Regions from separate parts of the Homo sapiens genome. Here region 1 is linked to region 2. Evidence: chromatin contacts called from ENCODE Hi-C or POLR2A ChIA-PET data. All regions are on one chromosome and are shown on one strand. The core of a region is the stretch at or near the end of the contact, and the rest is flanking DNA. Distances in the headings are between cores, read along the strand shown. Region 1 holds the start of ZNF263 (zinc finger protein 263). Region 2 holds the start of TNFRSF12A (TNF receptor superfamily member 12A).

What was found. A loop is a pair of places that touch in the nucleus more often than their neighbours do. ChIA-PET counts read pairs that join two places held with the same protein, here RNA polymerase II (POLR2A). Pooled maps may share reads with other maps.
Region 1: a map of sigmoid colon shows a loop between it and region 2 (9-fold over the local background). The contact joins the promoter of ZNF263 here to the promoter of TNFRSF12A in region 2. A Hi-C loop is called at or near these places in 6 of 168 maps with a recorded cell type or tissue (B cell, CD8-positive, alpha-beta T cell, aorta and 3 more), 7 of 37 single-sample maps with no recorded cell type and 18 of 50 pooled maps. POLR2A ChIA-PET finds 5 or more read pairs at or near these places in 7 of 52 experiments (CD4-positive, alpha-beta T cell, Caco-2, HepG2 and 3 more).

Annotation. Positions count from the first base shown.
Region 1 is chr16:3,280,267-3,285,770 of GRCh38, reverse strand. It overlaps ZNF263 (zinc finger protein 263), which reads right to left and starts at 2,280. Exons shown (of 6, transcript NM_005741.5): 1 at 1,566-2,280; 2 at 532-712; 3 at 17-90. The coding sequence starts at 1,952. RefSeq lists enhancers at 1,288-1,791, 2,502-2,691, 2,802-3,307 and a silencer at 1,972-2,131.
Region 2 is chr16:3,016,292-3,021,782 of GRCh38, reverse strand. It overlaps TNFRSF12A (TNF receptor superfamily member 12A), which reads right to left and starts at 1,415. Exons shown (of 4, transcript NM_016639.3): 1 at 1,292-1,415; 2 at 464-568; 3 at 94-228; 4 at 1-12. The coding sequence starts at 1,385. It overlaps CLDN6 (claudin 6), which reads left to right and starts at 3,600. Exons shown (of 2, transcript NM_021195.5): 1 at 3,600-3,634. RefSeq lists enhancers at 1-347, 1-1,086, 993-1,637, 2,406-3,001, 3,599-4,195 and 1 more and silencers at 327-496, 1,347-1,566.

The DNA of each region.
Region 1 (5,504 bases), core at 1,031-3,530, 260 kb before region 2:
GAAACTTCCACATCACCTGGGGCCCAGTCATCTCCTTGTCTTCCATGTTCCCTTCAGGAGGAAAAAGAGAAAGCCAGGGAGCAGATAATGCTGAAGGTGACAGAAATTATAATGAGAATGGCATTCCTAACTCTTGGCAACCCAAGGATTATTAAAACACAGTATCCATTCCCCAACACCCAGCCTCTGCTTTTGGGAATGACGCTAAACTGCACAGAGGCCTAATCAGCTGATATCCAAAATGACAGGGTGAGAGGGAAGGAGTACCAAGAGTAGCACTCCAAACCCTGCGTCATTCAAGTGGTTCTAAATCGCCTCTGTTCTGCATAAAAAAGGGCTCTACTGAGACTCCCTTCCCTTCCCCCAGCCCCAGGAGAACCCACACCACCAACTGCAGGTCTTTCATTCCACAGGTGAGAACCTGATCTTCAGAAATTCCTTCTCCTTCGCATCATTGCTACATCCAGCTAGTGTCGGGGGCAACCCCCAAGCCCCTCCTCCCTCCCACCTGCCCAGATAACTGTGCCTCACCCCTCTCCTTTACAGCCTGGGGGTCCCTTTGGGGGCTGGGGCCTAGCAGCTCCTGCAGCCTGGGGCCAGGGCTTCGCTCAGTCTCCATTGGCTCCAGCTTGAAGCTCGGTGACTCTCGTGCTGTTTCCAGAGGCAAAGGCTCCTCCAAAAGCACTTCTGTTCCCCGCCCATGGTTTGTGACCTGGGAACCAACCCACATCACTCATCATCACAACAGGGCCCAAGAGGAAGGGAAATTAGTATAGGATACTGAGAGCAAACCTTCAACAGAGAACCTCAGGCGATCCCTTTGGGCCCAGGTAACAGAAAAATGGTTTACACTAAAGGCTTTTTTGATCCCATGTGCAGGGGGAGGGGTTAGGGAAAGGGCCCACTCCCAGAGCACACCTTCCCCACACAGCTCTTAAGATACACCTCACTCCCTTTTGCTCTCCCCACCTTTTCTAGGTGCTTCTATTCCTCACTATAGGATAGGCTAAATTGGGGTAGCCCTGGGGACCAATGACCTCAGGGCCTCGGTGCCAAATTATCTTTCAAAGTTCACAATTAACGGAGGCCCAGCTTTGCAGAGAAGACCAGACCGTGGACCCTAACATAACAACAGGTAACAAGTACTAAGCACTCATAAGCTAGTAGTGTTCACAACTTTACATGCTGCTCTCCCTCTAAGCCCTAGAAAGTATGTTAATATCCTCATTTTACGAATAGGAAAACAGGCCGAAAGAGATCAAGTAACTTGCCAAAGTAACAAAGCTAGTACTAGCAGATTGAGGATTTGAACGCTGGCGATCTAACTCCATGGCTAACACTAACTGTTGCAGGGACACCGCCTCCGCGTGGAAACAGGGCACTCTTCACTGCTTTCGTTCATTTGGGGGAAAATCTGGAGGATGAGTGTTCCAGGTTAAATCACAAGTCCTCTTCCCCACGTAAGGTCTACTCAGGGCAATTTACTTGAATTCGACCGGGGGCGCAATGTCCCAGTGCTCAGGGCTAAACAAACCACAGATAAAACAGCTCTCTCTCTCTCTCACCTGTTGTCTCAGTCTCCCAAGCTCTCTCTGCATATCCTCCACAAGGGTCACCGCTTCTTCGCCGCTCTCCGGATGCAGCTCCTGCACCCTGCTCTGGATCTCCTGGGGCAGGATGGTCAGGAACTGCTCTAACACCAGCAGCTCCAAGATCTGCTCCTTCGTGCGCATCTCAGGCCGAAGCCACCCATGGCAAAGCTCTTGGAGCCGGCTGAGGGCTTCCCGGGGACCAGCTGCCTCTTGGAAGCGGAACCGTCTGAAGCGCAAGTGGGAGGCCTCGGGGCTCGGTCCTGGGTCAGGTGGGGGCAGCTCCTGGCTCCAGGCGCAGTCCTCCTCCAGCTTCACTATCAGGAGCCCTTCCCGTTCCTGGGAGCCCGGGCCCGACGCCATCGTCAGGTCTCCAGAGCGCCTTAGCCCGAAACCAGCCGTGCCCGCCTACGAAGGCGCCCTGAACCCATGTAAGGTTGGACGGCGCCAGCAGGAGCCCGGGGCCGGGGGCTCCCAGTCCAGGCCGAGGAGCCCCGCTCCAGCCCAGGCGCGGCCGGCTCCGGCGCCTAGGCCTCAGTCGGTCCCAGGCGCCGCCACGCCGGCCCCGTGGCCCATCTGCGCCAGGACTTCCCCGAGGCAGGAACCGAGCGCCACGCTTCTCACCCTATATAGAGGACCCACGCAAGACTCAGACCTCTGCTCCCACGCCGGAAATCTCAGCGCGCAAGTTAGGCGTCCACAAGCCCACGGCGCCTGCTCGTGACCAATTTCCGGGTCACGTTTTGCGAACTCCAGCGCCCATTAGGTCAGGTTTCTCCACACACTCACCGCCTACCAATGAGAAGGGAAGATTGGCCTACGGGGACTGGATGAGCGAGGGACCAATTGGAGACGAGAGGCGGGGCCACGGGGCGCGCCCTGAAATTCTGGGAGTGACTGGGGGCAGGGCAGCTGGATCCAAGCGAAGAAAACAAGCCTGAGGTCGTTGTGACTGGCGGGCAACCTGGGTTAGAATTACTCCGGAGCGCTTGGGAAAACGCAGATCCCAGGGCCACGCGCTCTCCAGTGCGTCAGTGTCGGGGTGAGACCCGGAAATCTGAATTGTTAATCAGCTTCCCCGGATGAATCCTTTCCCAAGCCAGGCCCCACCCGCTTCGGCTACTCTGGGCTGGCTGAAGATGGTCCCATTGGCCCCTGCGGCCTCGTCGGCTCCGGAAGCCAGGGGCTCCTCGGCATGTCGGGGAGGCCAGGGAGCTAGCCGCCCGCCCAGTCAGTGGCGCCGCGTGGCCTGCTGCGCGGGGCCTGCTGGGAGATGCAGTCCGCGGCGCGGCCTCGCGACTGCGCGTGCGCCCTGGGCGAGCGCCCAAGAGCCCGGCGGTTCTGAAACCCCGAGTCCCGCGGAGAACCCTGCTGGGCTTTGGGCTCGCTTCTGCGGCTGGACGTCCCAGAGGAGCGCTCGGGTCTGGGTTCGCGGCACCTGCTTCCGATTTTAGACCGAATTTTAAATCTGCCCGAGATGTGCAGCGCCTGCAGTTCATTCTCCAAGTTTCAGTCTCTTACCCAGCCCTGCAAGGGCGGGATCTGCCTCCAGCTCCGCCGTGGACTGTGATAGTTGGGGGCGAGTGGCAGGAGGGCCGCAGGGCCGATTCCCTATTGGGCGCGGTTGTGGGCTTTGTGTCGGTGAGCGGGGCTGCCCAGTTGTGAGGCGGCCCAGGTCCTCCGGGCCATGAGATCCGCAAATGGAAGCGTCCTGGGATAGAATGTGACAATCAGTTACCGTGTATTGAGCGTTTATATGCAGATCGATCCTGAAAACACGTTAGTATGAAGCAGATGCTATTAGCAGCCCCTTCCTACAGGTGGTGGCACTGAAGTCATTTACTTGGGTCACACAGCTAGTCTGTCGTCAAAGGTGAGGCTACCATGATAGTAGAGGGTAATATGGGATTAAAGGGGTTTGTGATGACTAAGTGAAAAGAGTACTGATATTTTAGTTTTTTTCTTTTTTTTTTTTTTCCGAGACGGAGTTTCGCTCTTGTTGCCCAGGCTGGAGTGCAATGGCGCAGTCTCGGCTCACTGAAACCTCCCCCTCCCGGGTTCAAGCGATTCTCCTGCCTCAGCCTCCTGAGTAGCCGGGATTACAAGCGCCCACCACCACGCCCGGCTAATTTTTGTATTTTTAGTAGAGACGGGGTTTCACCATGTTGGCCAGGCTGGTCTCAAATTCCTCACCTCGAGTGATCTGCCCGCCTTAGCCTCCCACTGTGCTGGGATTACAGGCGTGAGCCACCACGCCTGGCCTTTTTTAAAAATTTTATTCCAGGGAAGATGACAGATCCACAGGCTGTCGTGGCAGATGCAGAGCCAGCGACCCCATAGCACTCAAGGTCCAGTTTGGAAAGCCTTGTTTGCTCCCTAGGACCATTCTGGTGGTTTTAGGCATTCCTGTTCTTTTGTTTTTGAGATAGGGTCTTGCTCTGTCGCCCAGGCTGAAGTGCAATGGCACGATCATTGGACATTCCTATTTCAAGAGACATAGATTCTAGACTCATAACCAATTGCAGAAGACTCTAGCCTCAAAACCACTTTTCTCTGACATTTACTATGTAATCTCAGGCAACTTATGTAATCTCACTAAACCCCAAACTTCAGTTTCCTCATTTGTTTTGAGGGACTACTATACGCACCTCACCTCATATCACTGGGTTAGGATGAAATGAGCGGAGCTACACAGGATGCTTAGAACAGTACCTGGCACATAGTATGAATCCGATAAATAGTAGCTGTTACGCATGCACAGCAAGTTCCTGAATGTGTGCCTTATCTCAAAAAAGAAAAGCCACTCAGATTATTATTGCAGAATCTGTGGCATGGGAATGTTTGCAGAACTACACATACCTTGAGATAGGGAGAATGAGGGATTAATCATTTTCTATCTAAGGTCCTTTTGATTTTATGCTATTTATAGGTACTTAAAAGTAGATGAATTTAGGCTAGGTGCGCTGGCTCACGCCTGTAATCCCAGCACTTTGGGAAGCCAAGATAGGCGGATCACGAGGTCAGGAGATCGAGATCATCTCCTGGTTAACACGGTGAAACCTCGTCTCTACTAAAAATACAAAAAAATTAGCCGGGCATGGTGGCGCACGCCCGTATTTCCAGCTACTGGGGAGGCTAAGGCAGGAGAATCACTTGAACCTGGGAGGCAGAGGTTGCAGTGAACTGAGATTGTGCCACTGCACTCCAGCCTGGGCGACAGCAAGACTGCATCTCAAAAAATAGCAATAATAATTTAATTTTTTAAAAAAAGATGAACTTTCAGGGTTATTCAAAATCAGTGGTGGTAGTAGTCCTCCTCCAATTCTTTGTGATCTGCCAGTATGTGGAAAACAGACTAGCTGGTATTAGACTAGGAGTGGTGTTAACAGGCCAGCAGATTTGTAGGGGTTTTTTGTTGTTTTTTCGAGATGGAGTCTCGCTCTATCGCCCCGGCTGGAGTGCAGTGGTGGGATCTCAGCTCACTGCAACCTCCGCCTCCCAGGTTCAAGCGATTCTCATGCCTCAGCCTCCCGAGTAGCTGGGATTATAGGCACCACGCACCACACCCGGCTAATTTTTGTATTTTTAGTAGAGACAGAGTTTTGCCATGTTGGCCAGGCTGCTCTTGAACTCCTGACCTCAGGTGATCCGCCCACCTTGGCCTCCCAAAGTGCTGGGATTACAGGCGTGAGCCACTGCACCCGGCCAGGGCCAGGGTTCTTAAGCTGCCTCCATGTCTGGAGCAGTGCTATCCAATAGAACTTTCTGTGATGGTAGCCAATGGGCACTTAAAATGGAGTTAGTCTTGCCAAGTATTACCATACTGGCCAATGCAGTTCCAGAGGATCCATGGATGGGTTTGGAGATTTTTGTAAACCTTTTGATACTGTATGCAAAATTGGATGTGTGTGTGTG
Region 2 (5,491 bases), core at 166-2,665:
CCTCTATGGGGGCTGCAAGATAAGAGGTGGGGTCGTCAGCAGCAGAGAAAAGGTCGAGTGCTGACAGGGCTGGGCAGGCCAGGGCACACTTACTGGTGAACTTCTCTCTCCTGCGGCATCGTCTCCAGACCAAAAAGCCAGAAAGCAGCCCCAGCACGAAGGTCAGGCTCAGAGCGCCCCCAAGGATGGGCCAAAGCAGCCGGAAGGGGGCAGGAGGTGCTGCAGCGCCTGGGGGCGGGACTCGGAGTCAGACCTCGCCCCTCTCCAGGCCAGCCCCGCCCCCTAAGACTGAGCCTTCTGCCTTCTCCCAAACGTGGCCTCCTCCCTGACCGGAGCCCCCTCCCAGCTCCCACCTCCTCCCGAATGATTTCCCAGATGCAAAGCTCTCGGCCCCGCTCTGCGCACCAGCCACCCTCCCTCCCAGTCTGGGGTCCGCTGGCCACTGGCCCTGCCCCCCACTCACAGCCCAGGCAGAAGTCGCTGTGCGGTCGCGCCCTGCAAGACGCGCAGTCCATGCACTTGTCCAGGTCCGCGCTCCAGGAGCTGCCGCGGGAGCAGGGGGCGGTGCCTGGGGAGGGGGCCTCGGGTCAGAGGCTGGGGGCGGGACTCGGCTATTCTGGGGTCTGAGGTCAGGGTCGGCCGGCTCGAATAACGTGAGTCACCGGCGCCCTCCCCGCGCATTCCTCACAGGTGACCGCACGGCCCGACCGGGACACGGCAGCTCCGGGAGGGAGGGCGTAGCGCGGGACGCTGGGGGTGGGGGGGGTCAGGTCCCCACAACCCCCCTGCCGCCGGCGGGTGACTCACTCCTGGGCACCGGGCCCGACCCCAGTCCCTCCCCCCGCATAGCTGGGCACTGAAGTCACCGGATGGAAGGGGGCACCCCACATGGTATAGAGGGCACAGACCCTAGTGCCTCTCGACGGCCTCCCCAACTCGTCGATCACTGGGGCTAGTTAGACCCTGTACGGACCAGGCTGGGGGCGTGCCCCTTCCTAGACTAAACATCCCGCCCTCACTCACTTTCTCTCTCCATTCGAAGTACTTCGGACTTGTGGAACTGAAGACCCCCCCCAACCCCAATTGGACGGTGGGAGAAACTGAGGCCCGGATTGTGAATGAAGCTTGGAGAGTGATGGAACTTCCCACAGCCGGGAGCGAGCTGTTTGAAGGCCACCTGACCCCAGATCCCCACATCCGCCTGTTCCCCCAGTTCGGCGCTGTTCTCCAGACACCCAGTCCGGCTCCCGAGCCCCGGCCCGGGGTTCCCCGACCCCGGAGTCCCGCGTACCTGGCGCTTGCTCCCCGGCCACGGAGCGCAGCAACGCCAGCCAGAGCCCCAGCACGAGGAGCCGCAGCAACCGGCGCAGCGAGCCCCGAGCCATAGTGCACGTCCTGCGCCCGCCGCTGTCTGCGCCCGCCGCCGGCCGGCAGGGACCCACGGCCGCCGCCCCGCCCCCGCCCCCGCCTTCCGGGGCGGAGCTCTCGCCTCCGCCCGCCTTGAGGTCCGCTTCGGGACGCCCCGCCCCGCGGCGCCCGCTCAGTTCAGTCATTCATTCAACAAAGTCCTGGCGCGGGAGCTGCCAGGACCCCGCAGGGACGCAGACCCCCTTCCTTGCCCAGCCGGTGATCTAGTCCAGCGTGCGTGGTGTGGGGAAATCAAAAATTAGACACGAGTGCTCGCTTCGGCAGCACATATAGAAATCAGACACGAACGGCCGGACGCGGTGGCTCACGCCTTTAATCCCATCAGTTTGGGAGTCTGAGGCAGGCGGATTACGAGGTCAGGAGTTCGAGAGCAGCCTGACCAACGTGGTGAAACGCCGTCTCTACTCGAAATACAAAAATTAGCCGGGCGTGGTGGCGCGCGCCTGCAATCCGAGCTACTCAGGAGGCTGAGGCAGGAGAATCTCTTGAACCCGGGAGGCAGAAGTTGCAGTGAGCCGAGATCGCGCCACTACACTCCAGCCTGGGCGACAGAGTGAGAGTCCGTCTCAAATAAATAAATAAATAAATAAATAAATAAATAAACAAACAAACAAACAATAAAAAGAAATCAGACACACGACCAATCCATGCAGAGATCACTGCAGCTTCCTTCCCCCCACCTCCCCTTGAGATTGCGTCTCACTCTTGCTCAGCCTGGAGTGCAGTGGTACGATCACGGCTCTCTGGGCTCAGGTGAGCCTCCCACCTCAGCCTCCCAAGTAGCTGGGACCACAGGCCCTGCCCCACCACGTCCGGCTAATTTTTGTATTTTTTGTAGAGACCAGGGTCTTACTATGTTGCCCAGGTTAGCCTGGCCACTACAGCTTTGTTAAGGGCCCGGGGGGTATAACAATTAAACCTGAGGTCAGGAGCTCGAGACCAGCCTGGCCAACTTGGTGAACCCCCGTCTTTACTAAAAATAAAAAAAAGAAAGAAGTTAGCCGGGCGTGGTAGTGGGCGCCTGTAATCTCAGCTACTCGGGAGACTGAGGCAGGAGAATTTCTGGAACCTGGGAGACGGAGGTTGCAGTCAGTCGAGATAGCGCCATTGCACTCCAGACTGGGCGACAGAGAGGGCCTCCATCTCAAAAAACAAAACAGGCCGGGCGCGGTGGCTCACGCCTGTAATCCCAGCACATTGGGAGGCCGAGGCGGGCAGATCACGAGGTCAGGAAATCGAGGCCATCCTGGCTAACACGGTGAAACCCCGTCTCTACTAAAAATACAAAAAAATTAGTCGGGGGTGGTGGCGGGCACCTGTAGTAGTCCCAGCTACTCTGGAGGCTGAGGCAGGTGAATGGCGTGAACCCGGAAGGCAGAGCTTGCAGTGAGCCAAGATCGCGCCACCACACTCCAGCCTTGGCGAGAGAGCGAGACTCCATCTCAAAAACAAACAACAACAACAACAAAAAACCAGCAACATAAAAATAATATTATCTGGCCGGGCGCGGTGGCTTAAGCCGGTAATCCCAGCGCAGTGCGAGGCCAAGGCGGGCGGATCGCTTGAGTCCGGGAGTTCGAGACGCCTGGGCAATATAACAAGACCCTGTCTATACAAAACAAAACATAAATTAGCTGGGCACGGTGGCGTGTGCTGCCTGTAGTCCCAGCTACTCAGGAGGCTGAGGCGGGAGGATCGCTTGAGCCCAGAAGGTCGAGACTGCAGTGAGCCGTGATCGCACCACTGCACTCCAGCCTGGGTGACACAGTGAAAATATTTCTCTAAAATAATACCAATAGTATGCCCTTTAATTTGTACCTTAGGACGTAGTTACATAATAAAATGCAGACTTGTTATCTCCATTTTGCAGAGTAGGAAACGAAGGCTCGGGAAGGTTAGGTGAGTTCCCCATGTCACCGCGCTGCTTAAGTGGTGAAGCGGAGTCTCAAGCTCTGTTCTACCCTAAGCCTGGCGCCCTCACCCTGGGTGAGTCTGGACGTCTGCCAGCCCGAGGCGGGCCCAGCGACCCCAGCCTCCAGCGCCCCCCTCTGACAAGCCTGGGATTCGCACGCCCGCTGCCGTCAGGGACAGGGTCTCTGCCCCTCCTCCGGGGCGGTGGTCCAGTGACGTCACCGCTTCTTTAAGACCCCCGCCTCCGCCCCTGTCCCGACACTCGGCCTAGGAATTTCCCTTATCTCCTTCGCAGGTGAGTCCGGGGCTAGTGTGCGTGTTGGAGAGACGCCTCTTGGGGCCGGGTGCAGGGTGGTGGCGGCGTGGGTAGGGGTGCGTGCGAACTCGGGCTGCGGCCACCTGGATGGGCGAGTCCCTGAGGGGGTCGGCCGGTCCGCGCCCAAGCCTCCGAGGTGATAGGGTCCTTCGGGGCTCCCAAGGGTTAAACGCCCCTCCCCCCTCCCCAGGGACAAAGACTCCGAAACCCCTGGCGCCCCTCCCCCACCTGCCTTGCCTCTCGGGGCGGGGCGCCCCTCCCCCCTCCCCCTCACCTGGGGGAGCGGACCTTGCGGCCACTGCAGCTATAGAACCCCTCCAGGGCGCGCGGCTCCCAGGCTGGGGTGGTCGGGTGGGCCGGGGCGCCCTCGGACAGAGTCTTTTTCATGCAGTGCATGAAAAAGAAAGGGGCAGGGGCACACTCAGAGGGGAGAGGCCTGGGCGCCTATACCAGCGCGGCCCCGACCCTAACTCGGCCAGAGGCCTAAGGGCCGGACCTGAGCGCTGGGGCACCGTGCCCCAGCCAGTCTCCCCAAGGTGGTCTGCTCCGCCCAGGCCTGGGGCCCCCGGCTAATGAGTAGAGCCTGCCCTCCGACCGCTGCCGGCCGGGAAAAGTTTAGGTCCAAGCCGTACAATGAAAGTACTCTGGGCAGTGGGAGGCCACAGCCCGGCCCTAGTCAGAAGTGATTCCCTCCACGACCTCCAACACTGAGGGGACACAGGTGCAGGCCAGGTGGCGGTGGGAGAACTGGTGTTGAGGGGAGTCTAGCACGGCATTTTCGTCTAGAATTCATAGGAAAAGGCCCTCAGCCTTGAGGCTATGCTCTCCGGCGCCTAGGGCAGGTCAGAAGGGTGGGGCCAGGGAGTTATCCACTGGCTTTGGGGGAGGAACTGCTTTTAGATGGGGGATTAATGATGCTTTTCTTCATCTCTCCTGGTCCTGGTGTCTGCCAGCCTGGGGTGTGGAACCAAGTTGTGAGGGACATTGGGTGGTGGGAGGAAGCTTAGGATCTCCAATCTTAGTGTTGAAATTAACAAGTTTTGGTTGGGCACGGTGGCTCACACCTGTAATCCCAGCACTTTGGGAGGCTTGAGGCGGGCAGATCACCTGAGGTCAGGAGTTCGAGACCCGCCTGGCCAACTTGATGAAACCCTGTTTCTACTAAAAATACAAAAATTAAGACCAGGTGTGGTGGCTCATGCCTGTAATCCCAGCACTCTGGGAGGCTGAGGCGGGAGGATCACGAAGTCAGGAGATCGAGACCATCCTGGCTAACACAGTGAAACCCCGTCTCTACTAAAAATACAAAAAAATTAGCCGGGCGTGGTGGTGAGCGCCTGTAGTCCCAGCTACTCGGGAGGCTGAGGCAGGAGAATGGCGTGAACCGGGGAGGCAGAACTTGCAGTGAGCCGAGATCCCGCCACTGCACTCCAGGCTGGGCGACAGAGCGAGACTCCGTCTTAAAAAAAAAAAAAAAAAATTAGCCGGGCGTGGTGGTGTGCACCTGTAATCCCAGCTACTTGGGAGGCTGAGGCAGGAGAATCGCTTGAACCTGGGAGGCAGAGGTTGCAGTGAGTGGAGATGGCACCACTGCACTCTAGCCTGGGCCACAGAGCGAGACTCCTCGTCTCAAACAAACAAACAAAACAAATGGACAAGTTTTGAGCCTTAAACTCAGGGCTAGAATTGAACCATTCTACACGGAAACTGCTTGGAAATCGCACCGTCCTGTCATCCTGCTTTTTGCCGCCTTGCAGCCTGATCACTGGCTCTGGCCTTGGACTGTCATTGTATAGGTTTCATCCTGTTATCTTTCATTTGCATTCAGGATAGCCA